Linked DNA regions of Homo sapiens: regions 2, 3, 4 and 5 are each linked to region 1. A link is a loop called in an ENCODE intact Hi-C map of the cell type or tissue named here. Cell type or tissue: CD4-positive, alpha-beta T cell. All regions are shown on one strand. Each heading gives the region's core, and the rest is flanking DNA. Links, peaks and the distances in the headings are about the cores only. Region 1 has its middle 11 kb from the start of CCN6. Region 2 overlaps RPF2 (ribosome production factor 2 homolog). Region 3 holds the start of LOC124901375 (a long non-coding RNA gene). Region 4 has its middle 57 kb from the start of CCN6. Region 5 overlaps FYN (FYN proto-oncogene, Src family tyrosine kinase).

Region 1 (6,047 bases), core at 1,265-5,264:
ACTGCCATCCTCTGTCCCTCAGCTCAACACACCCCAAGTTTCACACATGCCATCCATCAGTCTATGGAGACACCACACTTCTCTGTGTCTCCAGTCATCTCTCAAAGAAAGGACTATGATTGGCCAGGTTGGATGAGGTCCCAGGGGTATCACCCAGAGGAGCTCGGCCATACCAACTAGAAGAAATGGTTGAGAGTAAGGGCTTCAGGGGCAAGGCGACCATTTTCAGGAACTGAGTGTTTCTGAGCAGCCAAACAATGGTTAACTACAAATTTCACCTTTCCCTCCTGCATGACTTTTCATTTTTGCTTTACTTTCCAGCAATTTAGAAATAAATTTAATTTTCAAAGGCACTGACTCATTCCATGTGTCTGGGAGCATCTAGTTCTCTGCTCTATTTTACAGAGCTTTCCTCTTCTTTTACTATTTTTTTCAATCATTAAAAAAAATTTAATTCTCCTGTTTTATACTGTGCTTGATTTTTTTGTAAGCTGTCTTAGCTTACAAAAACATTTATGGAAATATGTGAGGGATAAATTATGGATTAAAAAAGAAAAAAGACTTCAGAGTTATGCTATCAACATGGCAGCTACTAGCCACTTATGACTATTTAAACTTAAATTAATTAAAATTAAATAAAATAAAAAATGTAGTTCCTCATTCACACTGACCATATTTTAAATGCTCAACAGCACATTATAGTTCTATATTATAGAATATTTCCATAATTGCTGAAAGTTCTGCTAGACAGTGCTGCTACACAGGGTTCCAACAATGGTGTGCTGTCTCTGAAATAATGAGCTCCCTAAAGGAAGTGGCCCGGTGACCTGCATTCACCCTCCAGATCTCAGGGGTTGTGAGTCCCAGCTTTCTTTCCCACCATTATGCTTCCTGTTGATTGCTTCCTGACTCACTTCCCTATTCATTTTCTCAAAGCCAACATTTACATCACATAAACTTAAGTTATTCCTTTTCAGTAGCAGAAAAAACATATAATTGTAATAAACATTTTTGGGGGGTGGAAGGGATATTTATTACTGATACTAAAAATTTAATGCCTTTGCTTAATTAGAGGTGGGACTGAAGGAATGCATGAACCGAAAATGCTGGCTAACAAAACAAAGTGTTTATACATGGAAATGCTTCAAGAGCCCCAAAACAGAGCTCCCATGTTCTCCATGGTGGGAAAGTTTCCATCTTTCCTCTTTTTGTAACTGTCCAGAAAAGACAGAATGTTTTTGATCAAAGTGGCTTTGAATCTTTAGCATTACGTTGTCCCATTAGAACAGAACTTTTTCCCATGCAGTGCCAATCCACACATTTAGTTTCTGCAGCTCCTTAGTTTTATTGGGAATGGGGGTGGGGATGGTGGCACCATCTTGTTTGAAAGGGTTTACAGCTGATACTACCGTTTACAGTAAATTCCTAGAGTGGGAGGAGGAAGTGGCACATTTTTGGAGCAGCTAGGTGGCTGGAAGAGATTCTCCTCCCCCAAGACTGGTCAGAGGTCCTGTGAGAATGGGAGCTGCTCACCTCTCCTTGGCAGTGTGCTGGGCTGGGGAGGTGCCAAGATATCCCTAGCAGCGACTCCAGCCAGGGAGATTGGTCCCTAGATGCAGCATCTTCCAGTGCACCAATGTTCTCATGACCCAAGGCTGGTACTGAAATAGCAGGATTGTCAAACCTGAAGGAACCATTGCCTGTGGGCTGCAGGGACCTGGAACCCTGACCCAAACCAGGATGGAGGAGGTGCCCAATAATGATTATGATTCAGCTGTCCAACAGCTCAATAAAAGGGGGACTTGGAGTTACATGCGACTTGATTTAAGGGATTCTAAAAATATATTTATTGTGAACCTGAGTTTAAGAACTGATATTCTTGCTTACTGAAGGTGGACATACTAACTTTGGACATAAAACCTGAGGGGCAGGTAAGGGCAGTGTCTGTGTGCCTGGCATGCACAGGACACAGATGGCATTCTGAAAGCCATCATCCAGGACTGAAGAGTTGCTTTCCACACTCTGAAACTGTGACACGAGATTCACTTTGGAGAGTCTTTTGTGGATGAGCCTCATCAATTAACAGTCCTAGTGTGTGTAAGCGTGAGCTCAGTTTTGTTCTGTCAAGTCTTAAGACAGCATTTGATTTAGCAGTTGATTCAATTACATTACATGTGGATTTGGAAAAGTGGTGTGTGTGTGTGTGTGTGTGTGTGTGTGTGTGTGTGTGTATTTCTTTTAAACAATGATGTAACCTTTCTGAATTCAGGTGGAAACTGTCTTGATTGACCTCCGCGTACCAGGACAGATTAATTAACTCTTAGTTTCTTTCGTGGAACATACGAACACACCCTGAGCTCACTGAGAGCTCACAGCTGGTAGGAGAGGAGGCTCCTCTTTAGTAGGCCCAGTGTGTTGTTTGCCTCTTTCCTAATCTGTTCATTCCACTTAATTGTATCCCGATAACGACACAATTTGAGCAAATATTAATTTGAGCAAATATTACTAAAACTGATGATACACAGATACATGAAGAAAGATATTTCCAATGGAAAGAAAAAGCAAAATGCTTGGGAAAGATTCAACAGGAAAAGCTGCTTTAAATGTGTTGTTGAATTATATTTGATGGTTATGAGTACAGAATCTAAGATTCTTTAGTCAAGATGTTTTACACTGTCTCTAAATTCTCATTTCACAAAGGAAACTCAAATGAGACAACATGGAGGATGCATTATATGTGTGGCTCATAAAGAGAGGGAACAATACAGCACTCTAATCAGCACATCTATATTCAAAGAAAGGCATTGGCTAAATAAAAACACTGGTGAGTAAATAGACAACTCAGTTCCCTGCTAAAATAAAATGTTTGTATAGGCAGGACTCCTGCGAGAGCCCCTTTGACTGCCCGTTGAGCGCCCTCTGCTGGCCCGGAGGGAAGGGTGCCACGGAGGGGACGGCGTCAGGGCCCCACCCACGGTTTAGTTTCAGATCAGCGCTTTTCAGTTCCAAGATACAGATTCCGGTTCCAATGAATGCTGGTTGAAAATACGGCCGTGGTTTTAAATATCATGAAACTATTTTACGTCCGTAGTACTTTCATCTATTTTTATAAGAATGTTTTGTAACTGAGAAACCTAAAGAGATGATGAATTTCCCCCACCGCCCCCGACTATTTTGCCTTTCAGTGACGCGGTAATATTTTACGATAGGTGCCGATTCAAATCAGTGGCTTTCAGAAAGTACAGCTGCTATTCTTTGGTGCCGCTATTCAGAATGACAATGTGAAATAAAAATGATTCTGACTATGGGAAGGTCTGATCTTCCTATGAATGAAAACAATCATGTGGGCCACAGAGAGCTCTCTCTTTCCAGCTATCGAGGGACTTTTTGCAGAGAGAGAAAAGGATCCTAAAGCCATGTTCCCGATACTGCAGACTTGGCGAGATGGCGGCGGGCTCCTCCCACCTCTGCGGCAGCGTCACAATCAATAATGCAGGGCTCTGCGGCAGAGGAAGCGCCTGCTTTTATATAGGGGCGCCCGGACCCCAGAGCAGGGCTAGTCCCTTAACCCATTCCGCCATCTAGCGTCCGCAGGGGCTCATGGCAGGTTGGAGCCGGACAGTCTGGAAACTGCAATCTAGATTTTGCAGAAGGGTGACCTTTAGCCTTCTGCAAAACCTAGATCTCACTTAATGTAGATCTCACTGAAGAAGGCAAATAAAAAGTGAGTGGAGTGTTTATTCATTTTCCTGTAAGATTAGTAACTTTAAGGCTAAAAACTCTAAAGTAAGTATTTCCCAAGCCCCTGCTGTAAGTCAGTCATGTTGTGGGTACCAAGGCTATGAAGATGTCTCAGTCTCTATTTTCAGTGACCCAGTCTAGTAGGGACAAGCCATATGAACATATGCCCAGTTAAATTTGAATTTCAGGTTAACACGGAATTTGTGTGTGTGTGTGTCCCATATATGCTAAAGCAGTTAACTGGGCATCTATTATTATCATTATTTTTATAAGCAAAATCTTGCAACCGTGCATATAAACAGATGATTGCAGTATGGGCTTTACAAGGGCAGGGTGGCACGCTAATTGCTTGAGGAGCTTTGCTGTGGGTGCTGGTTAGGAAGCGTTCTCAGGGGAGAAGTCGCTTGTGCAAACTGCTTATCAGATAAAGCAGTGGGCAGGGTTGTCCTGGTAGAATCGCATAAGCAAAAGCAAGAGGCTGGGGGACTCGCAGTACAGCAGGTCTGTGCTACCTGAGCTGGCAGGTGAGGCAAGGATAGTGCAGGGGTGAGGTTGCTTCATCGTGGAAGGCCTTCTACTGTGCTTCCCAGGAGCTGGGTTCTATTCCAGGGGGAGTGAAAAAGGGTTTTGAGCGGGAGAGTGACATGATCTAATTTGTGTTTAAGAAAAAGAGATCAAATGGCAATGTTGAGGCTGGACTGGGGGAGGTAGGAAGCTTGGAGGCAGGGAGGCCTGAAGGAAATTGTCTAAGGTGAGTGAGCTCAGAAAAGTAGCAGAGCTTGAAGGTGAATGAGGGTCTTTTGACTCCAAGTCCAGGATGCCTGTCACTGTCCCCATCTAATTGAATTATGATTCACATGTGCAAGCATTTTACAAATCAGGAATGACACACCACATTATGCATACTTTTCCTTCTCTGAAAGATTAGCTTCACCCACATTTGGAAATACTGGAAATTTTTCTGTCCTCCTCTTCTCTTGCTTCTCCTTTGCATGTGGTCGGCCTCGGTGTCTGCCTCTGATTAACTCAGCCCTGTTTCCCACACAGAGCTCCCCCTGCAAACCAGACTAACAAGGCCAAGTGACAAAATGAATTATAAACCTCTGAGATATTTGGCCTTGTTTTCCTTGGGCCACAGCCTGACTTTTTTAAAGGCCCTTGGAATGAGGACACCTGTTTATTTTCAAGGAGACTCTGACCCAAGCCCCACGCAGATGGCTGGGCAGAGCATTTTGTGGTGGTCAGAGGTTGCTCATTTTTGGACCTGGTTTATTAAAAGTTGGACAGGGGACCAAGCAGAGCCTGGCACCTCTTTGTCCCTCCATCCATGGTGGGGGGCATTGGCAGCACCTTAGCACGCACAGAACAGCCCCTCAGAGAATGCACAGGTGTTGATTAACAAGGCTTGTATACACGTTAGTGGAGGAAGAAGAGAAAACAAACCTACTCTCTCATGCACATGTGACTAGAGTCACGTTGGGATCGTGAGGCTAGTGCTTTGTAAAAAAAAAATGGGATGCTTTTAACAGAAAGACATATAGAAAAAAAGGTAAGTGAGATGTGCAATACAGTCACATGTCACACAATGACGTTTTAGTAAATGACAGTCCTCATATACAAAAGTGGTCTCATAAGGTTATAGTGTAGCTGAAAAACTCCAATCACCTAGTGCCATCGTAGCCATTCCAACATCACAGTGCAATGCATTATATGTTTGTGGTGATGCTGGTATAAACAAACCAACTGCACTGCCAGTCATATAAAAGTATAGCACATACAATTATGTACAGTACATAATACTTGAGAATGATAATAAATACTACATTACTGGTTTATATATTTACTATACTATATTTTTATCATTATTTTTGAGTGTAATCCTTCTACTTATTAAAAAAAGTTAGCTATAACACAGGACAGGCAGGTCCTTCAGAAGGCATTGTTATCATAGGAGATGACAGCTCCATGCATGTTTTTGCCCCTGAAGACCTTCCAGTGGGACAGGACGTTGAGGTGAAAGACAGTGATATTATGATCCTGACCCTGTGTAGGCCTAGGCTAATGTGGATGTTTGTGTCTTAGTTTTTACTAAGAAAAGTTTTAAAAGTAAGAAAAAACATTAGAAAAAAAGCATACAGAATAAGGATACAAATAAATTATTTGTGTATAGCAGTACAATGTGTTTTAAGCTGTGTTATAAAAGAGTCAAAAAGTTGGCCAGGCACGGTGGCTCATGCCTGTAATCCCAGCACTTTGGGAGGCCAAGGTGGGTGGATATTTGAAGTCAGGAGTTTGATACCAGCCTG
Region 2 (6,047 bases), core at 748-4,747, 1.0 Mb before region 1:
AAGTGCTGGGATTACAGGTGTGAGCCACCGTGCCTGGCCTGAAGGTAAGATTTTTAAAGGTAAGATTCTTAAAGTTCTTAAATTTATGCATGGACTAAATGGGATTTATTTGGTTTTATAGGAATTCTTTTCAAAGAAGTCAGATTGTTCTTTATTCATGTTTGGCTCCCATAATAAGAAGCGGCCAAATAATCTAGTAATAGGTAAGTATAATTTACTTTTTAATGTTTTCACTGATAGAGTCAATTTGTTAGCAGCAGCGAATTCATACGGGTCTGCAGCAACTTGGTTCTTGCCTCTTCAGAGGAAATAATTCATCCAAGAGGCATAGGCAGAGTAAGAGACTGAGGGAAGTATTTGAACAGGAGTGAAAGTTTATTAAAAAGTTTTAGAGCAGGGGCCTGGCATGGTGGTTCATGCCTGTAATCCCAGCACTTTGGGTGGCGAGGTGGGTGGATCATTTGAGGCCAGGAGTTCGAGACCAGCCTGGCCAACATGGTGAAACCCCATCTCTACTAAAAATACAAAAATTAGCCAGGTGTAGTGGCGCGTGCCTGTAGTCCAGCTACTCAGGAGGCTGAGGCATGGAGGTAGCAGTGAGCCAAGATGGCGCCACTGTACTCCAGCCTGGGTGACAGAGTGAGACCTTGTCTCAAGGAAAAAAAAAGTTATAGAGCAGGAACAAAGGAAGTAAAAGGAAGTGAAGTACGCTTTGAGCGCCAAGCAGGCAACTTGAGAGATTCATGTGTGCTGTTTGACCTTTGACTTGGGGGCTTTATATGTGTTGGTATGCTTCAGGGGGGTTGGTGTCTCTTCTCCCTTGATTTTTCTTTTCTTCTTTTTTTTTTTTTTTCCTGAGACGGAGTCTTGGTCTGCTCCATCACCCAGACTGGAGTGCAATGGCCCAATCTCGGCTCACTACAACCTCCGCCTCCCGAGTTCAAGCAATTCTCCTGCCTCAGCCTCCCGAGTAGCTGGGACTACAAGTGCCCACCACCACACCCAGCTAATTTTTGTAATTTTAGTAGAGACGGGGTTTCACCATGTTGGCCAGGCTGGTCTTGAACTCCTGACCTCAAGTGATCCACCCGCCTTGGCCTCCTGAAGTGCTGGGATTACAGGCGTGAGCCAGCATGCCTAGCCTCCTACCTTGATTTTTCCTTGGGATGAGCTGTCTGCCTGTGCAGTGGCCTGCCAGCACTGGGAGGGGCCACATGCACGGTGTGTTTATTGGAGTTGTACGTATGCTCATTTGAAGCATAGAGCAAGTTCATATACCAGTTGAAGTCAGCCATTTTGCCTCCTAGTGTGCATGCTTGAGCCCACCCACCCAACTCCTGAGATCTTATTGGGAAGCAGCTGATTACTAGCTGCTGATTACTGCTGATCCACCCACCTTGGCCTCCCAAAGGGCTGGAATTACAGGCGTGAGCCACTGTGCCCGGCCTGATCTAAAAATTTTTTATTCAATGTCACAAGGTGAAAACAAAACCAAAAAACCCCACCAAACTAGTTTACAGCTTATTGATTACTCCTGATTCCTCAATACCATCAGTTAATCTGAGTCACAGAGCTTGTTACAGTAGATAGGCAGACACGCACAGGACAGGAGAGGCTGCCCACTCACCCGACCCCAACCAGGAATGTCAGGCGACCATCAGGTGACAGTCAGGCAGCTGTTTAACTGTCTCTCTAAAATAATAATTGGTTGCAGCCAGTGCCAAGGAGAGGCAGGCTCCCAAGAAATAGATTACACACCTGTAATCCTAGTTACACAGGAGGCTAAGACAGGAGAATTGTTTGAACCAGGGAGGCAGAGGTTGCAGTGAGCCGAGATCATGCTATTGCACTCCAGCCTGGGTAACAGAGCAAGTCTTCATCTCAAAAAAAAAAAAAAAAAAATTTATGTCGGTCAGCAAGTAAAGAATGGGGCATATAAATATGACCCTACCAATACAGTGAAGTGCCACAAGTAAGAAAGAATATGAAAAGATTCCCTGGTAATTCATGTTTCTTAGAATGCCTTTTCCTTCTGTCTCTGTCGGAATCAAATTCTGGTTTAAATGGGAAGCGTGGTCTCTTCGGGCTCTCAGCATCCCTGCCTACTTAGTTGTAGATGCAGCACAATTACTTTATACTTGCATTGAGTGTCTCTGAGCTCCCAAATAGCATGGATCCATTGGAATTGGGGGGGAAAATTATCCTAAGTTGTAGATATTTTTTTCATATGAAATATATATATGTACTAAATCAATATTAGAAAAAAAAATGTATCGACCCACATAAATTAATCCTTCTCTAATATCTATTGAATAAATAGATTTGAAAAAGAACCTTTACCTCAGTGTATTGAGATTGAGCCTGGCATGCTCACTGGCTTAGGCAAGCCCTTTACCTTCTGTAGGCTGTCATTTATTCTTCTATAAAATAAAGGAGTTGGGCTAAGTAATATCTGAGATCCTTTCCATGACTAATATCATAAAAATCAATAAGTAGAGTTGAAAATGTAAGAAAGTGGGATATGTTTGCGGGGGTATAGGGAGAAAAAAGAGGCAGATATTAGGACATTTTGAATACACAGCTCTTGTGGGTATATGTAAGGTGGCTCTTTGGGAAAAATACATGCTTAAAAATACATTTTCCTTCCAGGTCGTATGTATGACTACCATGTGCTGGATATGATTGAATTAGGTATTGAGAATTTTGTCTCTCTAAAAGACATTAAGGTAAGATACTCATAGAAATGAAAAGTATTTTGTAATGCTTCTCTTGACCAGTAGTGACATCTTGTGGTGAAGAGTACTGATAGAGTTTTGTAGATCAAGAACTTTGTGTTTTTATTTTGACATGCTCCAGGATAAAAATACAATTTTATTTTACCTTTCTTTTAAAAAGAGGAATATATTTGTAGTGAATAGCAACATATGTGGACTTTGTGGCTGTTAGACTTCAGACTGTGGTTACTAATTCTTGTCTAGGCCATAGTTTTTTTATTTTTTGTTTTTATTTTTTGCTTTTTTCATAGTTTGAATTTATTTTTTATTATTTTGTTTTATTTTTTTGAGACAGGGTCTCACTCTGTCACCCAGGCTGGAGAGCAGTGGCATGAACATGGCTTACTTCAGCCTTGACCTCCTGGGCTCAAGCAATTCTCCTACCTCAACCCCCAAGTAGCTGGGACTACAGGCACATGCCAGCACGCCCAGCTAATTGTTTTGTATTTTTATTGTAGAGACAGGGTTTTGTCATGTTTCCCATGTTGCCTAGGCTGGTCTCAAATTCCTGACCATGGTGTGAGCCAAAGCACCTGTAGGTCTATAGTTTAAATACTGTCCTCTTCCTCTGAATTATCACAGCACCTATTTTATGGAACCTTAGAAAAACCTGTAGAATTTTCAAATTGAACCCAGGAAGCTCTGGCTGATTCTATAGTATGTTGGTTACTAACCACCAAATGGCAGGTCAGTTCACCCTTGGGGAGTTGCATCTTTGTTTTAATGATATTATGAAATAGAAAGTAGTAAATGGTAGTAAAAATACTCTTAGAAAGGCAGGAAGAGTGTTCTAACTCAGCTCCTGGGTACAAATTGGGCTTCTGTTCCCTCAGAACTCTGCTTCAGGCTTAATCTATCTTATCAAATACATTATTTCACCTAGACCTCATAGCAATCTGGGTAAGGCCTAAGTAATTTTCTTTTTTGTATAGATTGGGAGATTGAAGGCCCATAGGGGTTTCATTGGTGAACTAGAATCACACATATGGTCAGTATAACCAAGATTAGGACTCTAGGGCTTTGAGAGAAGTGATGTTGTTGGTAATAGAAGGTTATATAACTGCTCTCAGTTTATGGGTTTTTGAGGCTCATGGTCTAGTTGGAAGTATTGTAGCAAAAATGTATAATTACTCTTTTCCTGACTTTAAGAGGAGGACATGCTTTCCAGGTTTGGTAGAATTCCTGTACTAAGCAACTTTATCCCGTGAGTTTGGAAAAAAAGGTTCTTACCAGATCCCTATTTAGTCAGTCACCCCAGTTTCCTCAGGTACAGGTGGAACAGTGGTCTGAAATTAGATTTAGAGGCAGAACACTTGGATTTGAGGCCTGTCTTGGCTATTTAGATGACATTTGTGACCTGACAAGTCAATGGCTTCCTTGACCTTCAGTTGCAATCACATGTAAAATAAGTATAACAACATCAAATGAGATAATATATGTGAAAATGCTTATCAGTAAAGATAATATTTTGTAACGTATTTTGTAAAGTACATAAACTGTGATGCTTGATTATGGTGGAAGCCCTCATATTATTTTTCTTTCTGTTTTTTTTTTTCTTTCGAGACAGGGTCTTGCTCTGTCACCCAGGCTGGGGCGCAGTGGCGCGATCTCAGCTCACTGCAGCCTTGACCTCCTGGGCTCAAGCAATCCTCCCACCTCAGCCTCCCAGGTAACTGGGACTATAGGTGTGTGCCACCTCACCTGGCTAATTTTTTTTTTGTAAAGACAAGCTCTCACAGTGTTGCCCAGACTGGTCTCAAACTCCTGGGCTCAGGAGATCCTCCTCCTCAGCCTCCCAAAGTGCTGGGGTACCCAGCTGTCATTATTATAGTGTCTCTTTGGGACCATGCACGAATCTCTGGAGATGACCAGCATAACCCCATTTCACCTTTACCACTGCCACTAGCTTATCACCAGCTTAGTGGGAGGGAGCACTGGCTGATGAGCACCTTCCAGTCCCTCTACTCTTTCCATTTCACTTCCAAAGCAATGAAATACTTCAGTCATTGTGCAGCTTCTAAACTAGACCACAGTCCAGGCTCTCATGCCTGTAAGCCCATCACTTTGGGAGGCCCTGGCGGGAGGATTGCTTGAAGCCAGGAATTTGAGACAAGCCTGGGCAACGTAGTGAGACATTGTCTCATATATGTATAAAGTAAACCGGCTAGGCGTGCTGGCTCACGCCTGTAATCCCAGTAGCTTGGGAGGCCAAGGAAGGCAGATCACCTGAGCTCAGGAGTTTGAGACCAACCTGGCCAACATGGTGAAGCCCCATCTCTACTAAAAATACAAAAATTAGCCAGGCATGGTGGTGCACGCCTGTAATCCCAGCTACCTGGGAGGCTGAAGCATGAGAATCTCTTGAACCCAGGAGGTGGAGGTTGCAGTGAGCTGAGATCATGCCACTGCACTCCAGCCTGGGTGACACAGCAAGACTTTGTCTAAAAAAATAAAAATAAAAAAGTAAACTGGACCACAAAACCATTATTGTTTGTCAGGTCTCATTTCTTTTTTTGTTTTTTAGAGACAAGGTCTCACTCTGTTGCCCAGGTTGGAGTACAGTGGTGGGATCACCGCTCACTGCAGCCTTGAATTCCTGGGCTCAGGCTATCCTGCCTCAGTCTCCTGAGTAGCTAGGACTGCAGGTGTGTGCCACCATGCCCAGCCACATTTTTTTTTAAGAAATGGGGTCTCACTATATTGCCCTGGCTAGTCTCAAACTCCTGAGTTCAAGCGATCCTCCCGCCTTGGCCTCCCCAACCACTGGAATTACAGGCATGAACCACTGCACCCAGCCCAGGTCTCATTCTTAACAAGAACCATTTAAATTGAACACTACATTTTCACTCATGGAGTGCATATATAACTATAAATTTTATTAATTGAGAATGTGCTTACATTGGCAATTCCTACATGTACTCAGACTTATTAGGCAGTCTTTTTTTTTTTTGAGAGGGAGTTTTGCTCTTGTCGCCTAGGCAGGAGTACAGTGGCATGATCTCGGCTCACTACAACCTCTGCCTCCCGGATTCAAGCAATTCTCCTGCCTCAGCCTCCCGAGTAGCCGGGATTACAGGCGCCCACACTCGGCTAATTTTTGTATTTTTAGTAGAGATGGGGTTTCACCATGTTGGCCAGGCTAGTCTTGAACCCCGACCTCAGGTGATCCACCCGCCTCAGCCTCCCAGAGTGCTGGGATTATAGGCATGAGCCACCGTATCCAGCCCTAGTCTTTCATTTTTTACCCCCCCCCCTTTTTTTTTCTTTTTAATT
Region 3 (6,047 bases), core at 1,235-5,234, 1.0 Mb before region 1:
TCTTCTTATTGGTAAGTATTTTAGTATTTATTATCTTCAGGGTAGCTCAGGAAGACAGTCTCAGACTCTCACTGGTGGCACTTTGCTACTTTAGGTTTGTAACTTCTTTTTTCTCTTATTTTAAAAATAATATTTATATACTTAAAATAATGGAGTGCTTCACAAATTTGCATGCCATCCTTGCGCAGGGACCATGCTAATCTTCTCTGTATGGTTCCAGTTTTAGTATATGCGCTGCCGAAGCGAGCACAACTTCTTTTTCCTCCTTTTTTTGGACCTTTCTCTTTTTTTTTTCCCTTACCAGCAGCAGGAAAGCACCTAAGTATCTCGGGAGAGTTAAAGCAGCTGTTGTACTGTGTAGATGATTATTTCTGGATGTGTTAGTAACTTAGGTATTACTTGTATAGTGTTTTATAAAATTCCTGCACCCATCTCCTGTCATTCCTAGCATCATTTAAAATTAAATTTAGAAAGTTGAGGGATTAAAATTTCAAGATTGTTTGTATCACCGACTTCCAACTCAAAAACCTTAATTAGTTTTTCTGAGTTGAATATACAAGGCCTTTCACAATATATAACCAATGTAGCTTGGCCTTCTTGATCTCCTATTGCCTTCTTTTTTTCCATTAGAAAGGGTTTATTGCCAATATATTATTCACATTTCTATTGTGTATTCTGATATTGCTCTTATTTATCCAGTTTCTACTATTCATTTAAGTGTCAGATCATCAAGTTTCTTTTCCGGGAAGCCCTCAGTGACCTTCCTGGCTCCTTTTTTTTTTTTTTTTTTAAAGATAGAGTCTTGCTCTGTTGCCCAGGCTGGAGCACAATGGTGTGATCTCGGCCCACTGCAACCTCCACCTCCCGGGTTCAAGCGATTCTCCTGCCTAAGCCTCCCGAGTAGCTGGGATTACAGGTGCCCGTCACCATGCTGACTAATTTCTTTTGAGACGGAGTCTCGCTCTGTCGCCCAAGCTAGAGTGCAGTGGCGCGATCTCGGCTCACTGCAAGCTCCACCTCCCGGGTTCACACCGTTCTCCTTCCTCAGCCTCCCGAGTAGCTGGGACTACAGGCACCTGCCACCATGCCCAGCTTATTTTTGTATTTTTAGTAGAGATGGAGTTTCACTGTGTTAGCCAGGATGGTCTCAATCTCCTGACCTCGTGATCCACCCGCCTCGCCCTCCCAAAGTGCTGGGATTGCAGGTGTGAGCCACTGCGCCAGGCCTAATTTTTTTTTTATTTTTAGTAGAGACAGGGTTTTGCTATGTTGGCCAGGCTGGTCTTGAACTCCTGACTTCAGGCGATCCACCCTCCTTGGCCTCCCAAAATGCTGGGATTACAGGCATGAGCCACTGCGACAGGCCCTGGCTCATTTTTACTTTATTACCATCATCATCCTAAGTGCCAGGCATATAGTAGGCACTTCATATACACTGCTTCATTCTAACAAGAACCTTGTGAGGTTGTTCTACAGATAACCCACACCTAGCAAACTATGCTAGTTCTAAATGATTTGTGTAATGAATATAAGGACTACATCCTTTTCTATTTTTTTCTCCTTTATGAGGCAAGTCGTGTTCTGATGCCCAGGCTGGAGTGCAGTAGCTCAATCATGGCTCATTGCAGCCTCAACCTCCCAGGCTCAAGTGATCCTCCCACCTCAGCCTCCTAAGTAGCTGGGACCATAGGCACATGCCACTATGCCTGGCTAATTTTTAAAATTTTTTGTAAGATGGGGTCTCACTGTGTTGCCCAGGCTGGTCTTGAACTTCAGGGCTTAAGCAATCCTCCCACTTCAGCCCTCAGAGTGCTGGGATTACAGGTGTGAGCCCCCACACCCAGCCTCCATGATTTTTAAAAGGTTATTAGTACTTAGCATTCTGCAATTATATTTGCCAGCTCTTTTATAACTCTGGAAAGTAATTTAATTTTCCAAGAGATTGGTACTAATTTAAAGGGTCTTGGGTCTGTCTCTCTGTCCCTCAATTTTTTTTTTTTTCTTTTTTTTTTTTCTTTTTAGACAGCATCTTGCTCTGTCACCCAGGCTGGAGTGTACTGGTGTGATCACGTCTTACTGCAGCCTTGACCTCTTGGGCTCAAGCAGTCCTCTACCTCCTGAGCAGCTGGGACTACAGGTTCACACCACCATGCCCAGCTAATTTTTATTTTAATTTTTTGTAGAGATATGGGTCTCCCTGTATTGCCCAGGCTGGTCTCAAACTCCTGAGCTCAAGCAATCCACCTGCCTCAGCTTTCCAAAGTGGTGAGATTACAGGCATGAGCCACCACACCTAGCTCTCTCCAATTTAAGAAAATCTTCTTACTGAATTTTTTGCTTCTTTTCCCTCATGGGGATTGAGAGATTCAGCTTTTCCTGCACAGTACACTGATACTCTCAAAGCAGCAGTCCTTTATGGTCCTATTTCACCTTAGTGTTGACAGCCGCGAGGCCTCCATCTGATGCTCAGTGGCCTTGTCTACTTTATTCCATTTGAGCTTTTCTTGCACCATGCTTACAAGCTTATGCTACACTTCTTGTTACCCTTGTTTTAAATTTTTATATACTTTGCTGTAGATCACTTTTGAAAAATTGATGGGGTATAAAATTACGTTGTATGCACATGCTTTACAAATCTGAGCCCACCAAAAAAACTGTGACAAATACATTGCTTTCATTTTCCCTTTTTGGGATTATTTATGGTCTTTATTGTCAGGATTATAATTTTTAGGGGAAAAAAAAACACGTCACCCATTCTTGGGATTATAATTTTTAGAATTTATTTCCCGTATTAGTAATAGCTACTTTTTAAAAAAGAAACTAAGAACCACTATTATCTGTTTAATCTTTACAAAAGTTCTTGAGTTTGATGACATTCCCATTTCACAGATGGGAAAACAAACAGGGGCTCTGAGAAGTTAAATGAGAGCTATTAAGTAGGTAAGGCCAAGTTGAAACCCAACGCTTCCAAAGCCTGAGCTTTTCTTCCCCTACTGTCCATCTTGCCTGTGGTAAACATATTCCCATGATCCCTTCTAGAATCTTTATAGGTTCTTATCCATATTTTCCATGAATTAAATTCATACATGAAAGACAATGACTAATATTTCCTTCTCTCAATATTATATATCCCAAATTATCAAGGGTATTTTTCTTTCTTTCTTTCTTTCTTTCTTTCTTTCTTTTTTTTTTTGAGACATAGTCTCACTCTGTTGCCCTGGCATGATCTCAGCTCACTGCAACCTCCACCTCCCAGGGTCAAGCAATTCTCTTCCTTAGCCTCCTTAGTACCTGGGACCACAGGTGCATGCCACCACACCCGGCTAATTTTTTATATTTTTAGTAAAGACTGGGTTTCACCATGTTAGCCAGGCTGGTCTTGAACTCCTGACCTCAAGTGATCTGCCTGCCCTGGCCTCCCAAAAGTGCTGAGATTATAGGTGTGATCCACCGTGCCTGGTCAAGGGTATTTTTCCAGCCAAAATGTCAGCCAGATTTTCAGCTAAGATTTCCATTACTTGTACTCCATTGACCTAGATTTTCTGCCTTTTTCTCTTTCCCCTAGGTCTCCCATATAATTGTTTATTGTCAGTGAGGCAGATACTTACAATTTGTTATAACAGAGAGAGCTTTTGTTTGCATTTGTTTAAATGTTTTTTGTATTTTAATAAGCCCCACCTTCTCATTATTTTGTGCTTCCACTAGATGGCAGGAATGATCACATAATGCAGTGGTGAGGGGAAGGGAGTGAAAACCAAAAAGGAATCTGGACAGAAGCAGAAAGGTAGAAGAGGAACAGATTCAGACTGTAGGGCACCAAGGGAAGTTGAGTTTTCAGTATAAATATGAAGTAAAACAACTGCTCTTTGGTTTATGTTGTGTGTTCAAATGAAATATCAGTAGGGAGCAAGAAATGTATGAAGGGCTTTCATTTAGGAAGTTCCTTTTTTTTTTTTTTCTTAATTGACCAGAAAGAAAAGTTAACTTTTTTTCATGCAAGATACCCATTTTGTTCATTCTTAATTTGTTTACATCATTTTTTTTTTTTTTTCTTTTTTTGAGACAGGGTCTCACTCTGTTGCCCAGGCTGGAGTGCAGTGGCATGATCATGGCTCACTGCTGTAGCCTTAACTTTCTGGTCTCAAGCAATCCTCCTACCTCATTCCCCTCAGTAGCTGGGACCACAGGTACACGTCACCACGCCCAGCTAATTTTTTTTATTTCTTGTAGACATGAGGTCTTGCTGCATTGCTTGGGCTGGTCTCAGAGTCCTAGGCTCAAGCAGCCCTCCAGCCTCAGCCTCCCAAAGTTGGAGGTGTGAGCCAACATGCGTGGCCTATTCTTCCCTTCTTAAATGGTAGCATATTATATATATGGTTGTTTAAAAAAATTTGGAGTAGAGGAATTTTTAATTCTGATTTTCATTATACAATTGAGAAAACTGAGGCCTGGACAGGTGAGTAGCTTTTCTAAGGTCATGCATTTACCAAGTGGCATATTAAAGTTTTGAACTTAGGTCTCTCCAAAGTACATGCTTTTATTTCTTATTTGTTTATTTTTTGAAATGGAGTCTCACTCTGTCACCCAGGCTGGAGTGCAATGGAGCAATCTTGGCTCACTGCAACCTCCGCATCAGCTGTTCAAGCGATTCTTCTGCCCCAGCCTCCTGAGTAGCTGGGATTACAGGCATTCACCACCATGCCTGGATAATTTTTGTATTTTTTGTAGAGACAGAGTTTCGCCATGTTCGCTAAGCTGGTCTCAAGCTCCTGGCCTCAGGTGATCCACTCATCTTGGCCTCCCAAAGTGCTGGGATTACAGGCATGAGCCACCGTGCCCAGCCATGCTTTTATTTATACAGTATTATTATACTTTAGGTTATCAAGTTCATAAAGTTATTTATCATACTTCTTGGTCAAAATCCTAACAGTGTATATACCACTTGCATGACGTCTTTCCCAACTAGAAATGATCTTTCTCTCCTCAGAACTTCCAGAATGGTTTATACTGTTCTCCTTTTAATGTGCTACTTTAAATTGCAGTTGTTTGTATGTATTCATATCTACCTAGAATGCAGGGCCCCTGATAGAAAAATGCTATATGTCATTTATCACTTTGCATAATAGGTGCTCTGGTACAATTTATTAAGTGAATGGATTCTTGCCAATGGTATTCATGTGTAAACAATACTCTGTTGTGTTCTAGCCAGAAAATATCATGCTGTTAGACATATTTGCTTTCCGGTTACTAAGTACTACCATTTATGCCCTCCCGTTTTCATTCATTACTTGTTTGTGTTACCTTGATGATTTGCAAACTTTAGTGAAATTTCAGTTTGGCAGTTAAGAGAAAATGTTGTAATAAAAGGATGGCTGGTTAGAACTATTGGATACAGACTGAAAATCCTTTTATATTCATAGTCTTAGAAATTTTGACTTAATAAAGAGTACTTTTCCATGTGCTTATTGTGTTCCTAAAGTTTTCTCCCAAAGCACAGATGTCCTGAAAATTTTGCATTATGAAAGTTGTTTCAGAGCAGACTGGAATGTACATATTTCGTTTCCCAGAAGTACTCTGACTTCAGTAATGCCACACCAATGAGTGAGCTTTATTAACTTGGCCACTGAAGGAGAGTCAGGCTTTGGCAAAATCATGGGAAAGCTCTTTATTATGATATTTAGATTAAAATATCTTGAAAAGTACAAACTTGTTTTATAAAAATGTCCCAGGCCAGGCGTGGTGGCTCAAACCTGTAATCCCAGCACTTTGAGAGACCAAGGCAGGAGGAGTGCTTGAGTCTAGGAGTTCGAAACCAGCCTGGGCAACATAGTGAGACCCCATCCGTACATAATATATGTATAAATATATGTAGTATATGTACTTTTTTTAAATTAAAAATGTTCATTAGTTTTTTTTTTTTCTTGTTTGGGGGAGTAGAGGAGGGTGGTGTATAAATGTGCCTGCCCACTTGTGTTTGTTTTATACAAGTTAATGCTGTGTTTTTTGTTTTTTGGGTTTTTTTTTTTTTGAGACTGAGTCTCACACTG
Region 4 (6,047 bases), core at 1,328-5,327, 46 kb before region 1:
ATCTCTTTCCTTTCCTGTAATATAAAGGCTCTGGTCCAGAAGATCTCCGAGGCCATTCCCATCAATACTGGTGGCAGGAAACTGTCTCCTCACTGCTCCCTTACACCCATTCTCTCCCCTCTTAAGCCACCTTATGTAGAGATAAATCTAACATTAGTTGAGTGTCTACTATTGCACTATTCAATATAATTTACAGATACAAACTCATTTAATCCTCATACAATCCTATGAGATAGATACTACTATTTCTATCTTGGGGATGAAGGAGTTGAGGCACAGAGAAATTATGTAACTAGCTTAGGGTCACACAGCAAGGAAGTGGCTGAGTCAGGACAGAAGCATTCTGTTTAAAAGTGTTATGGCTATTCAAAATGGTCAAAGGACTTGAATGGGTATTTTCTCCAAAGAAAATATGCAAATAGCCAACAAGCACATGAAAAGATGTTCAATATCTCTAGTCATTAGGGAAATGCAAATCAAACCCACAATGAGATGCCATATCATATCCATTAAAATGCTATTATCACACACACACAAAAGGAGAATAACAAGTGTGGTCAAGGACGTGGAGAAATTGGGACGTTTGTGCTTTGCTGATGGGAACGTAAAATGATGTGGCTACTGTGGAAGACAGTTGGGTAGTTCCTCAACAAGTGAAACACAGAATTACCCTATCGATCCAGCAATTCCACTCCTAGGCATATACCCCAAAGAACTGAAATCGGGAACTCAAATACTTGCACACCAGTATGTACAGCAGCATTATTCACACTATGCAAAACGTGGAAACAACCTAAATGGCCACTGACAGATGAATGGATAAACAAAATGTAGTATATACAGACAATGGGCTATCACTCAGCCTTAAGAAGGAATGAAGTTCTGACATGCCACAACATGAATGAACCTTGAAAACATGATGCTAAGTGAAATAAATCAGACACCGAAGGACAAATATTGTATGACTCCGCTTTTATGAGGTACGTAGAATAGTCAAACTCACAGAGACAGAAAGCAGACTGGTGGTTGCCAAGAAGTGAGAAGAGGGGAAAATGGGGAATTAGTGCTTAACGGCTACAGAGTTCCAGTCTGGGATAATAAAAAAGTTCTGAAGATGGGTGGTGGTGATGGTTGCACAACATTGTGAATCTACTTAATGCCACTGAATTGTACACTTAAAAATGATGAAAATAGTAAATTTTATAATATATATATGTGTGTGTGTATATATATATATATATGTCTTAGTTTGGGCTGCTATAACAAAATACCTTAGAATGGGCATTTTATAAATGATAGAAATTTATTGCTCTCAGAACAGCCTCAGTTCTAGGGGCTGGGAAGTCCAGGATCAAGGCACCTACAGATCTGGTGTCTGATGAGGGCCTATTCCTCATAAACAATGCCTTTTATGTGTCCTCACATGGCAGAAGGACAACAAGCTCCCTCTGGCTTCTTTTATATGGGCACTAATCCCATTCATGAAGGCTCTGCCCTCATGACTGAGTCACCTCCCCAAATTAATGCCATCACATTGGAGGATCAGGTTTCAACATATGAATCTGGGGGAAGCACAAACATTCAGAACATAGCAGTATATTTTACCACAATATTAAAAAGGTGGGCTGGGCACAGTGGGTCACGCCGGTAATCCCAGCACTTTGGGAGGCTGGGGCAGGTGGATCACCTGAGGTCGGCAATTCAAGACCAGCCTGGGCAACATGGTGAAACACCCCTCTATTAAAAATACAAAAGTTAGGCCAGGCACGGTGGTGGGTGCCTGTAATCCCAGCTACTTGGGAGGCTGAGGTTGTACCTCCCAGGTTGAATCTGGGAGGCAAAGTTTGCACCTGGGAGGCAAAGGTTGCAGTGAGCTGAGATCGCACCACTGCCCTCCACCCTGGGCAAGAGAGAGAGACTCCTTCTAAATAAATAAATAAATAAATATGTACAGTCAGATTCCTTCCCTCTAAACTACACCTATGCCATGTCCCTCCTGCTATAACACTGTTAGAGGTTCCTTTCCTCTCATCCTACTCAGTGACAGCACCTCCGCCTGGGACCCAAGTGTAGGCTGCCTCTCGTAATAAGTTCTCGGCTGCTTTCATGTAATAAGCCTCCTCACAGAAGCCACGGTCGTGGCTGCATCCTGGCCCCTGCTAGGCTGTTGCAGCCTCTGCTCTCTTCCCATGTCGGGGGTTGTCAAAGCCACACTCTTTACCAATAAACCTTTTTTAGTTGACACCAGTGCTCTGGACCCTATCTTTTGGGAATTTTTCTAAGCCTTGCCGTCAGTGCCACAATCTTAATGTTGAATGAGACACTGCTTTGCACCGGTGTCTGCGTGTATGATGTCACTGCATCACCACTGCAATTCTACTTTGGGTCTAGAGTCAAGGGCAGAAGTGGAAATGCAGCAAACAATAAATACTTCGTGACTTGCCTCAAAATGATAATACCGCCGACTTTTATTTCAGCTCTGGCTTCCAGCTCGCCTTTGGGATTGGTCTGTGCTGAAAGCAATTTCCAAAGTTAGGACCAAAGAAGGAGCAGATGAATATAATTAGGAGAGGAAGAATAGGAGTCAGCCAAGCAGAGATCTGGTTCATTAATAATGGCCTTCGATTAGAATACTGCTTTTTGGGTGGCGTCTTTAGGATTCTCAGCATCAAGAGAGGCTGTAATTGCTTACAATGTTATCGGCCCTGTTGTCTTGTCATTTTATTTCTTAGCTGTTTTATATTCTGGGCGTAGAACCAGCTGGGAAGGATACAAGCCCAGTGGTGTCAGTGATAGCGGCTAACTGCAGGTATGGTCCATATTTAAGCCTGGGCTTTTATTCAAGTCCTTCATATTGTACACTCCTCAAACTGCTTAATGGAAGTGGGGGAAGAAGTGATATGGTTGGGGGGTCAGACAGGGAGGGGAAGGGAAGTGTTGAAACGTCATAAATTATGCAGTACTTAAAAAAATTCAAATTAATTTGAAGCACCTTTAATTATCTGCTTTATCCTCGTTTTATACTTTTGTCTGTGAAATAAAAAGCAACGTCCTCGCAGGCCGATGCGCTGTACCTGAACCGGGTGTGGCCAAACTGATCTTCCTGCCACCAAAGCCTGCAGGCTGTTCCCACTGCAGTGAAGACGTGCGGCGGTGAGCCTGCCTCTCCTGCCTGCGTTGGGAGGTGAGGTTCGGATGTGATCAACAGCGACCTCTAGCGTGAGCCTGAGACTTTGCATTTGGTTAAGCGTACAGAAGGAAAATAGCAGACATGGGAATTCTGATCAAATTTCCAACGAACAAAGGCGAGGTAACAAAAAACATTTCTCATTGTTTCCCCTGGTAGAGAAGCCCAGGACTGACAGCTGAGGATTTCACTTCATTGGTACCACTTACTCCCATCAGTGCTGGAGATGCTATTCCAAACATTGCCTTATTTCTTTTCCCTCAAACGGATCATTGGGATTGGTTTTAAAAAGCCCTTTCACTTGCCTTTAGGATTTCAACCAGAGAGTTCCCATAGGAAAGCATCAACTCTTTTACTGCAGGGTGTGTGTGTGTGTGTGTGTGTGTGGTTGAAATAGCGGACAGGAGAGTAGGAGAGAAGAGCAATGTCTCCGGGCGCTGTGAGGAGGTCAGGGGTTCCCGCTCACCCTTCTTCACTGACAGCCGCTCCCTAGAGGTGGCCAGCTCTCCATTTCTACCTGAGGCTGTCGACTATTGAAGATTTCCTTCCCCTGACCTTGGTGCGTTCACAGAGCAGCAATCAGCTCCAGGGGGTTCTTGCCCTCGCCCCTGCTTTCTGCTTCCGTCTTCTGCCCCTCCCACTCTTCTGAAGCCAGGTTCTGAGTCTCCAGGGTGATGTGCAGGCCAAGTGTGTGCACAGGCTGATGGCGCTCATTCCCAGCGAAGAATGGGGCCAGAGGATGACTTCCAAACTCTGTCAGGAGCCAGGAGCAGATTCTTTAGAGAAAGGCTAACATCGCAGTTCATGGCCCATGACTTTGCTGTTGGGGATGGGAATTTGTGGGATGTGTTTTGCAAGGGGTTTGGGGGGTTAGGGAATGAGGGAATATATTTTCCTGTAACTTCAACCAATTGAAGGCAGATAGATTTGCAGTACATATTTGCTGTAATAACTGGGTTTGGCCTGCCGTTGCCTTTTAACCAAGCTTCAACATAGAAATGCTCCATGTTTTGCTGTTGTGTTTTAAGCTATGAGCACATAATGGTGCTTGGGGCTTTCTCAATTTCACCTGTGCTTCCTCCTCCCAGTAGTATTAGATCAAGGACCCAAGCATTTGCTTAAAGGGCCTTAACTCTCAGGGCCTAATCCACGTGCCCTATCAATACACAAACTTACAGAGACATTTTCAGAGTTATGAAAATGTACACATCAGAAGCAAGAAGTATATTACATGTGAATACCCTTTATACAATTTCTATTAGACTTGTCCTAGTTTCTTTTAGCAACAACCATTGTCCCCACAAAGATTCTCTTCTTGACCAAACTAGCAGACTCCCCTGAGCCCTCTTCTCTACTGGGGCTCGACCTTGATCTATAAACACTTGAACAAACACTAACAAAGTATCAAAAAACTCAAAGCTGCACCCCTCAGATGACCCTAGCCCCCATAAAGCACCTGCCTGAGAGAACTCAAGGCTACTAAAAGAATTTACTGTTTGTTCCTGCCAACACCTAAAGACAGGGTCCCAGTCACCCAATCTCTGTAGTAGGGTAGGAATCTAATTTCAATAAGTGCCAATTAGCAAATCCAGGTGGGTTTCACGTGGATCAACACCTCCTTCTCACTTTTTGTAATTTTTCACTTCTCTGACTCTACTGAGCCTCTACTCCCTCAATCCCATTTTGAAATATCCAGCCACATCTGCAAATCAAGGATGAGTTCAGTTCACACTGGACTCTTTTCTCTATTGCAATTGTTATTAATGTTTAAAATAGGCCCTTTCCACTTTAGTGTCCAGTTTTGTCTCCCTTTGATAGTCCATTTAAAAATGGTCCACAATGGTTGAACACATATTGAGCACCGTTTACTACAATCAGTGCTGAAGAAGCAGAGAAGAATCAGACAGTGTCCAAAGTAGTCCTCAAGGATCCAGCCATAAACTCACCATTAAAAAAAAAAACCCGTAAATACCAACGTGGTTCCCATATAGGGCCCCTGAGCATAGAAAATCACAAAGACCTAATCCCTCATCCATGTGTGAAAGCCAATAAGTTACAGAGAGCACTGCAGGAGCCGCCCTTAGAGTTGACCATCAAAAGCCAGAGATTCACACTATATCCAGCCATGGAAACCATAGGAAGCTAACATGCTGTCCCTTGCCTGGAACACATGTTCTCCAGATATTTGCATGGCCTGCTCCGTCGTGTCCAGCATTCTTCTTCAATGTCAACTCCATGGTGAGGACTTTCCTGGCCATTCTATTTCCAGTACATCCAAAAGAACCAGGCACCTAGTAGGTGCTCAGTAAACATCAGTTCAGTGAGTGTCTATATTTAACATTGTTGACATCTCTTTCTGGAAATGCTGTCCTCTTCACAATCTTAGTTCTTTTCTCTAGCTCTTATGTTGTGGTTTCTTTGTTTTCCATACTCTTATTTTTCAAGGCTCAGGTTCTTAACACATACTTTTCTCTTTCTCCACTTTATTCATTGGGGATCATATGGATTCTCAGAGCTGTATGTCTCACATCTATGCTCCCTGCTAGTCTCATATTTCTAGCTGCCTGGTGGCCGTTTCCTTTGAGATGCCTTACTGTCACCTAAACTCCCAAATTGCTTTACCCATCGGAGTCACTATCCCTACCAGTGTCATGATTTCCCTTCTGCTCAGCTAAACTTCAAAACTTTCAAGTTCTTTTTATTCCTCTATTTATGTTTTTTTCCCCAGTAAACACCAAGTCCTACGGGTTCTTCCTTCAGAATGTATTAATTAAGGAAATATGTATTTATTGCAAAACACAATGCTAAATACCTAGGGAAGGTGTGGTATAAAGTTTCCTATTTTTCCCTCAGGGAGTTT
Region 5 (6,047 bases), core at 1,286-5,285, 280 kb before region 1:
TTTTTAAAATAGAAACTTTTAGCAAACTAGGATCAGAAGGGGACTTTCATAATCTAATAGAAAGTATTTACCAAAACCCAGCAGTAAGCACCATACTCAATGGTGAAATGCTAACAGCCTTCCCTTTAAAATCAGTAACAAGCTAAGGATCTGTGCTATCCCTACTTCCTATCCCCGCTATCCCTACTTCCTATCCCCTGTGCTATTTCCTGCAGGTCCTAGCCAGAGTGGTAGGAAAAGAAAAAATAAATATATAAAAGATAAAAGATTGAAAAAGAACAAAAACTTGTAATTATTTATAGATGGTATGTCTGTTACACAGAAAAACTAAGAGAATACAGATAAATTATTAGAATTGATAAGAGGTTTCAGCAAACGGCTAAGTATTAGTTTAATATGAAAAATTTTATTTCTATCCACGAGCAACAGTAAGACAAAGTTATTTTAAAAAATTGAGCACTGTGCTTATATTTCTTGACCTTCATCTCCTGCTCTTCAACAGGCACCTCAACCAGATAAGCACAGGATAATAAAAAAATTTAAGACAAACAAGTAACCTAATTATATTGTAAAACTCTGAGAGGCAGGGAGTATAATTTCATGGAAGACCTACAGGATTCCTCTCTATTCTATTCCCATGGAAAAATTTCACTTAAAAAAATGAGGCGTTGTAGATGGGGTTACTTTGAACTGTGGTGAATCACACTTATTCACTGGAAAGACACATAAGCAGGAAGTCCAGGCCTCTGCAAATCAAACTCTGCCTAAAAGGAAAAATATGGCTGATACCTTCTCTTCTACACAGCTTACAATAAAGTCAGCAGGAAGTGGCCCTCCAAAATGGCATCCCACATCAGGAAGGAGATGGATGCTATGAAGGGAGACATTGGTCAAGAGGTAGGCAAAGCTCTTAAGAAAGCTCTTGAATGCTTGGTTCTTCATTTACATGAAGATAATAGGGAGAGTTACTTCTGTTGAAATTTCACTACAACAAAACACAGGATGTCATTTAAATTCTAAGAACTTCTTGATCCAATTGCGTTCCCTGTACTCTTACTGTATATCCAGGTATGTCCATCGGCATGGGGGCCTGGTCAGCTCATGTTTTTAACAGTCTTAGAGAAGGAAACTATGGCACATACGATTTCTTTTTTCCACAGAGGGGTTGACTTATTACCATTTTTAATGAAGTGACAAAAAAAATGAGATAAAAGGGTAGAGAATGTTCTATATTCACGTGGATCTTGCTGGACAACTCACTCAATAAAAACATGGTTATCTGAAAACACTAGATTCTGATGTTGTTTTTAAAAATATGTTAAAAGCCTAACTCACTGGAAACATCAAAATAAGCAAAGATAGTAGACTGATTTTCTGTTTGATTAAATATAGTACATACCTATAATGGAATAGTATATAGCACTAAAATCATATTGCAACATAAATTTAGTGACTAAAAAATATTCACGGTGCACTGCTAAGTTAAAACAAAGTAGGATATAAAACATTAAGTCCAATTTGAAACCATGTTTTAAACATTCCTAAATTTGCACCGGGAAAGGACATTCAACAAAATACTAATGATGTGCGTGACTATCTCTGTGTGATGGGTTAATAGGTGACTTTTGTTTTGTTCTGTATCTTTAAGTACTTTACACTAGGGGTGTATATTAATGTGGACGTTATTTAAAAAAATCCACCATAATGAAAATGCCTAGAATTCACATCATATACATTTTTGGTGGTCACCAAAACATTCACAAACCAAGTATAGTTTCATGGCAGTGAAAATACCCAACAAAAGCCAAGTGTCCTGCTGATTGTTAGACTGGAGGACGACCTTTTCTCCTGAACTCCTGTTCTCCACTGGGCATTTGCCCTGGGGCATGGCTCAGTGCCCCCAGGAGACACTGAAATGGCTCAGTGCCATCCCAACAAGATGTTTCCTTCCTTTGGCTTACTCTCATACCATCAGCGGGGGACAGTGCAGACTGCAGCCCAGCATTTAGGACGGCAGGACAGGAATGAAAATTCTGGGCATGAACAAAGCTCCACTTACCACCTCCAGAACGCCGCTTCTCTGATTAGCAACTTTCTCCGATCTGAAGCGTGGCTTCCCAGCCTTCCACACCAGTGGCCTATATCTTTTCCACCAATCTCCCACTGCCCCTCACACACTCTCCAGCCAGGATGGAATGCACCTCCACATAACTGTCCATGCAGTTCCCACATCTTGTCCACCGGCCAGGCCCATGCGAGTCTTACCCTTCACGTAAGCCTCCCTTCTCAGCTCCTCAGACCTGCGCTGGTCTCCCCCTCTCTCAGCTCCTTGGCTTATACCCAACACTTGATCATTTGCAGGTGAGACAGTCACATTGTTTAACTGTTTCCTGTGCATGGCAGGGTCTGGTAAGGGTTGGGGCCAAGAATCTCTTTGATTCTTCCCATTGCCTTCTTCTGGCTTCTGGCACAGGTCTACAATATAGTAGGTTCTCAAAACCAGAACATAGATCTTTTAAGGTGGAGTGATTTCACTGGCACTTTTCCTGACAATGATTTTGTCAGCAATCTCTTCCTTCTGGTCTGCCTGTCTGCCTCTCTTTTTATGCTTGTCTCATCCTTAAGAGCAAAGAATGGCATTTTTCCTGCTCACTCTTCTCAGCTCATAAACAAATGGCTTCCTCTCTACTCCAGCCCTCGTGCAGTGGTGCTAACCGAACGGAGGCTGTCCACAACGGTGCTGGGTCCTCTCGCCTGCTCACTCCCAGGCACCCAGGCACTCGGTGCCCATTCTCATCAAGGACTGTGGATCTTTTGGTTCCCCCCCTAGGGGTTCTTGCCCTTCAGGACTTTGGTGGGCTATGTTCCACATTCATTTACTCACCCACTCATTCAGCACCTAGTTCCTTAGTGCCTTCTGTGTGCCAGGCACTGTTATGTAAACTCACTGTTGTATGTCTTGTCTCCCCACCTACATTGAAAGCTCCCCGACGGCAACGATTATCTGCTACGATTATTTAATTGTCACCAGAGAATCTAACACTGTGTTCAGAAAGTGAAAAATATTTACCTGACTGAAAGGAGAAGGAGAAAAGGAATAAAGCAGAAAGCTTCAGTTTTCATTCGATTATTCTCTCCGCTGTGGTTTGACTAGAGATGGCGTAAAAAGATAAGGCAAAACTTTGACTCTAGCAGACTGAGTACAGCCTTCATTTTTTTTTTTTTCTGGGCCTCTGTCCAGACCAAATGAGACAGTGACGTATGTGAAAACATTCTTTACGTTGCAGAATATTTTACAAATATGAAGTGTCATCATCATCACGATATGCGTCACCCATACCGTACTGTGAAAAGTTTGATTCCAAACAATAAGCAACCAAATCACCCCATTTTGCAAGCTCCTGCAACCAGCAGCATAATACAGCCAGAAAAAAAAGCTGACAGCCTGACAAAACCCAAATGGAAAATTAAAATGAGCAAGAACAGCCACACACCCAAAGAGAGAGCAAACCCGCACTGCTTGGAGGAGGAAATCCTCTAATTGCCTCCACACTCCTGCTCGCTTCCATCTGCTTGCATTTAAGGAAACCCAACTACTGGGCTCCTCGCAGCTGTAGAGAAAAAGATAGGCATCCTAAGTGCCTGGATGGCTGCAGCAGGCAGGGACCGACAAGAGGACAGAAGATCCACAGGCAAGGCTCAACAGCACATCTAAAAACAAATTTAATGTGTGTTATGCAAAATGGCAAACCAGCTCCCCTGGCTGTGAGGTCACATGAAATAATAACGGAACTCCTTCTCAGGAGAAAGGCAGCAGTGGCGTGTGTGGGCAGGAATGCTGCAGCGCGCTCCTCACACAAAGAAGCCCATGGGCCTCCCCTCAAGCTGGGAGTTGCACGGAGCCCAGGCTGCAATTAGGTTTCTTGTGGGGAAGTGACTGGAGACATAGGCACCCATGTTCCTCACTGTGGGGTAACTAAATCGCCTTTGGCAAAACTTCTTAAGTGCAATTATAGTTTTTAGAAATGCCAACCTTTTGATTCCAGTCTCACTTTGACCATTTCTCCCCTGCTCTTCCTATCTGAATCTCACCAGTCCCATTCTCCAGTCTGCCCTCGGCCTTCTCCCTTTCTGGACTGCTGACCACCTATGCTCAGGACCTTACTGTGCCTCCATAATCAGAGGGATCCCCTAAGGTGCAACCAAATTGTATAATTTAAAAAACTCCACATCTTGGAGAGCAGGCAGTTCATTGTGAGATGATGAAACTGTGGTGCAGAGATGCAAAGACACAAGATGTGTTCACATCACCAGCCAGTGGCAGGGACAGGGCCTGACAGCAGATATCTACAACTCAACATACATAATACAGAAAAAGGACACTAGCACTTGGTGGCACTTGTTACAAGCCAGAGACTAGGCAGGGAGCCTTCACATTCTTTATCTGAGTCCAAACCTGACATTAATCCTGTGAGCTGGACTAAGAAGTTAAGCCACTTTCCCAAAATCTTGCAGCCAGTAATGATGCCGATGAGATTCATTCCCAGGTCTGATTGCAAAGCCTGTTCTTCCTTCTAGCCTGTACTGCCAAAAGATTTCAGGGTGAAGGAAGCTGATGGAGTAGTTAACTCATGAGATGGGTTCCTCTTTGTGGCTGTATACCTGCTCGTGGTCTAGTGAAAGGAGAACAGTTAATGAATGGTATGAATGGCAGTGCACTGGAATTCTGGAAGATGAAGCTGGAAATCAGTAGGAAAGGTTGTTATTGAAAATGCCTTGGTTTCCTGGTGTGACCATAGTTTTATAATTTGTGGGGACCCTGGAAGATTCTAGAGAGGTGGGCTTTGTATCTCCAAGTGGCTCCCTCCTCCACAGCAGTCTAAAACCAGAAGGGCAGAGCCTTCCGGGGCGACAACCACTTGGCTTCAAGCACTGAAGGGTGGAGTGGATGCTGCCATGGCAGGCAAGCTTAGGAGGAAGAACAGTGGCTGCTGGGACCTCCAGGACGCTCTGCAGGGTTGTGAAAGGGGGCTGCTAGCTGCTTGCCCAGGGTCTCCTTGTACTTTTAGCAAAAAAAATGCTCTCGAGAATCCCCTGGACAGGCTATCTGCATCCAATCATCATTCCCAATGCTGAGACTGCTCAGCAATCCCTGGTCAGCTCACCGTCAAAGCAGGACCTGCATTACATCATGGAGGAGTGTGGGTGGCTCGATGTTTTTTATGTGAAGAAATTGGTTATGCCCTTCCGTGAGAAGGAACAGCTTCAACACGTAGGCTGTGTGTATGCAAAATGTTCCTTTGGGTAAATGGTAAAAAGAAATCATCATGGAATCCTATCTAAGTGGCTTGAACTGGAAAAAATAACTTGTTCATTTTATCTGGCTCTGGCTTTCCACGAGCAGCAGCGGTGAGGAAGCTTCCTGAGCTGTTGGCCACAGCTGGGGGCCACCCTGGGAGAGGCTTTGCTTCTGCATCTGGTTTTCTCAGTTCCCTAAGACCTCACCAGTTAATGCTCATTACTTATACCTCTAAGTAATGTCTATTTTATTGTAAACGATAATAAAATTCTAAGCCCCCCAAGTGACTAAGTGGACCCTCCTCTTGACCATGGGGATCCAAAGAAACCTGGAAAACTAGTTCAGGCCATGAAGGGAAGGTGGGGGTCAGATATGCCTTGTTATACCCTCCTCCCTTTGGAGTTCAGGCACAACTGGCTGGCATGAACATTAAAACAGAGACCCTAAGGCTGACAGAACAGACTCTTATAGCAATATGATACTAACTCCAACCTGACACTAGCATAACATCACATGACAGATAACAGGCCCTAAAAGGAAATCAAAGTATTTTACCCTAACATATATTTCCCTGATGTATTTTGAAATGGCCCTGCAAAGCTGTGTCTCTTGTGGGGGAAGTCTGCATGCAGGGGTGTCCAACCTTTTGTCTTCCCTGGGCCACACTGGAAGAACTGCCTTGGGCCACACATAAAATATACTAATGATAGGTGATGAGCTTAAAAAAAAAAAAAGTCCTTGCATAATT

What was found. Hi-C counts contacts between places; a loop is a spot of excess contacts. Peaks named below come from ENCODE experiments on the same cell type or tissue, not always from the same donor. Only the 100,000 strongest peaks of a DNase experiment are listed, where the experiment ranks them.
Region 2: it touches region 1 in a loop (2.5-fold over the local background); 18 of 110 quality-filtered maps call a loop at or near these places.
Region 3: a loop joins it to region 1, with 4 times the contacts of the local background. A loop is called at or near these places in 18 of 110 quality-filtered maps.
Region 4: a loop joins it to region 1, with 2.4 times the contacts of the local background. A loop is called at or near these places in 56 of 110 quality-filtered maps.
Region 5: it touches region 1 in a loop (3-fold over the local background); 2 of 110 quality-filtered maps call a loop at or near these places.

The regions. Positions count from the first base shown.
Region 1 is chr6:112,040,269-112,046,315 of GRCh38, forward strand. No RefSeq gene overlaps it. Among named protein-coding and RNA genes, the nearest start is that of CCN6, 11 kb to the right of the region's middle. RefSeq lists a silencer at 3,497-3,596. In CD4-positive, alpha-beta T cell, for the core only: CTCF peaks have their summits at 2,906 (motif pointing left) and 3,595 (motif pointing left); DNase peaks (open chromatin) are centred at 2,933 and 3,513; H3K4me3 peaks cover 1,058 bases; H3K27ac peaks cover 1,307 bases.
Region 2 is chr6:110,997,062-111,003,108 of GRCh38, forward strand. RPF2 (ribosome production factor 2 homolog) reads left to right here. Exons shown (of 10, transcript NM_032194.3): 5 at 122-203; 6 at 2,650-2,726. Among named protein-coding and RNA genes, the nearest start is that of RPF2, 18 kb to the left of the region's middle. In CD4-positive, alpha-beta T cell, for the core only: a CTCF peak has its summit at 2,824 (motif pointing left); a DNase peak (open chromatin) is centred at 2,790.
Region 3 is chr6:111,008,127-111,014,173 of GRCh38, forward strand. RPF2 (ribosome production factor 2 homolog) reads left to right here. Exons shown (of 10, transcript NM_032194.3): 7 at 1-11. It overlaps LOC124901375 (a long non-coding RNA gene), which reads left to right and starts at 2,095. Exons shown (of 2, transcript XR_007059705.1): 1 at 2,095-2,137; 2 at 3,706-5,462. It also overlaps the pseudogene RNU6-906P. In CD4-positive, alpha-beta T cell, for the core only: a CTCF peak has its summit at 3,727 (motif pointing right); a DNase peak (open chromatin) is centred at 3,735.
Region 4 is chr6:111,994,112-112,000,158 of GRCh38, forward strand. No RefSeq gene overlaps it. Among named protein-coding and RNA genes, the nearest start is that of CCN6, 57 kb to the right of the region's middle. In CD4-positive, alpha-beta T cell, for the core only: CTCF peaks have their summits at 3,224 and 3,427; DNase peaks (open chromatin) are centred at 2,361 and 3,170; H3K4me3 peaks cover 374 bases.
Region 5 is chr6:111,756,775-111,762,821 of GRCh38, forward strand. All of the region lies in intron 3 of FYN (FYN proto-oncogene, Src family tyrosine kinase), which reads right to left. Among named protein-coding and RNA genes, the nearest start is that of FYN, 110 kb to the right of the region's middle. In CD4-positive, alpha-beta T cell, for the core only: no CTCF peak of the experiment used is centred there; DNase peaks (open chromatin) are centred at 2,347, 3,257 and 4,322; H3K4me3 peaks cover 2,704 bases; H3K27ac peaks cover 4,000 bases.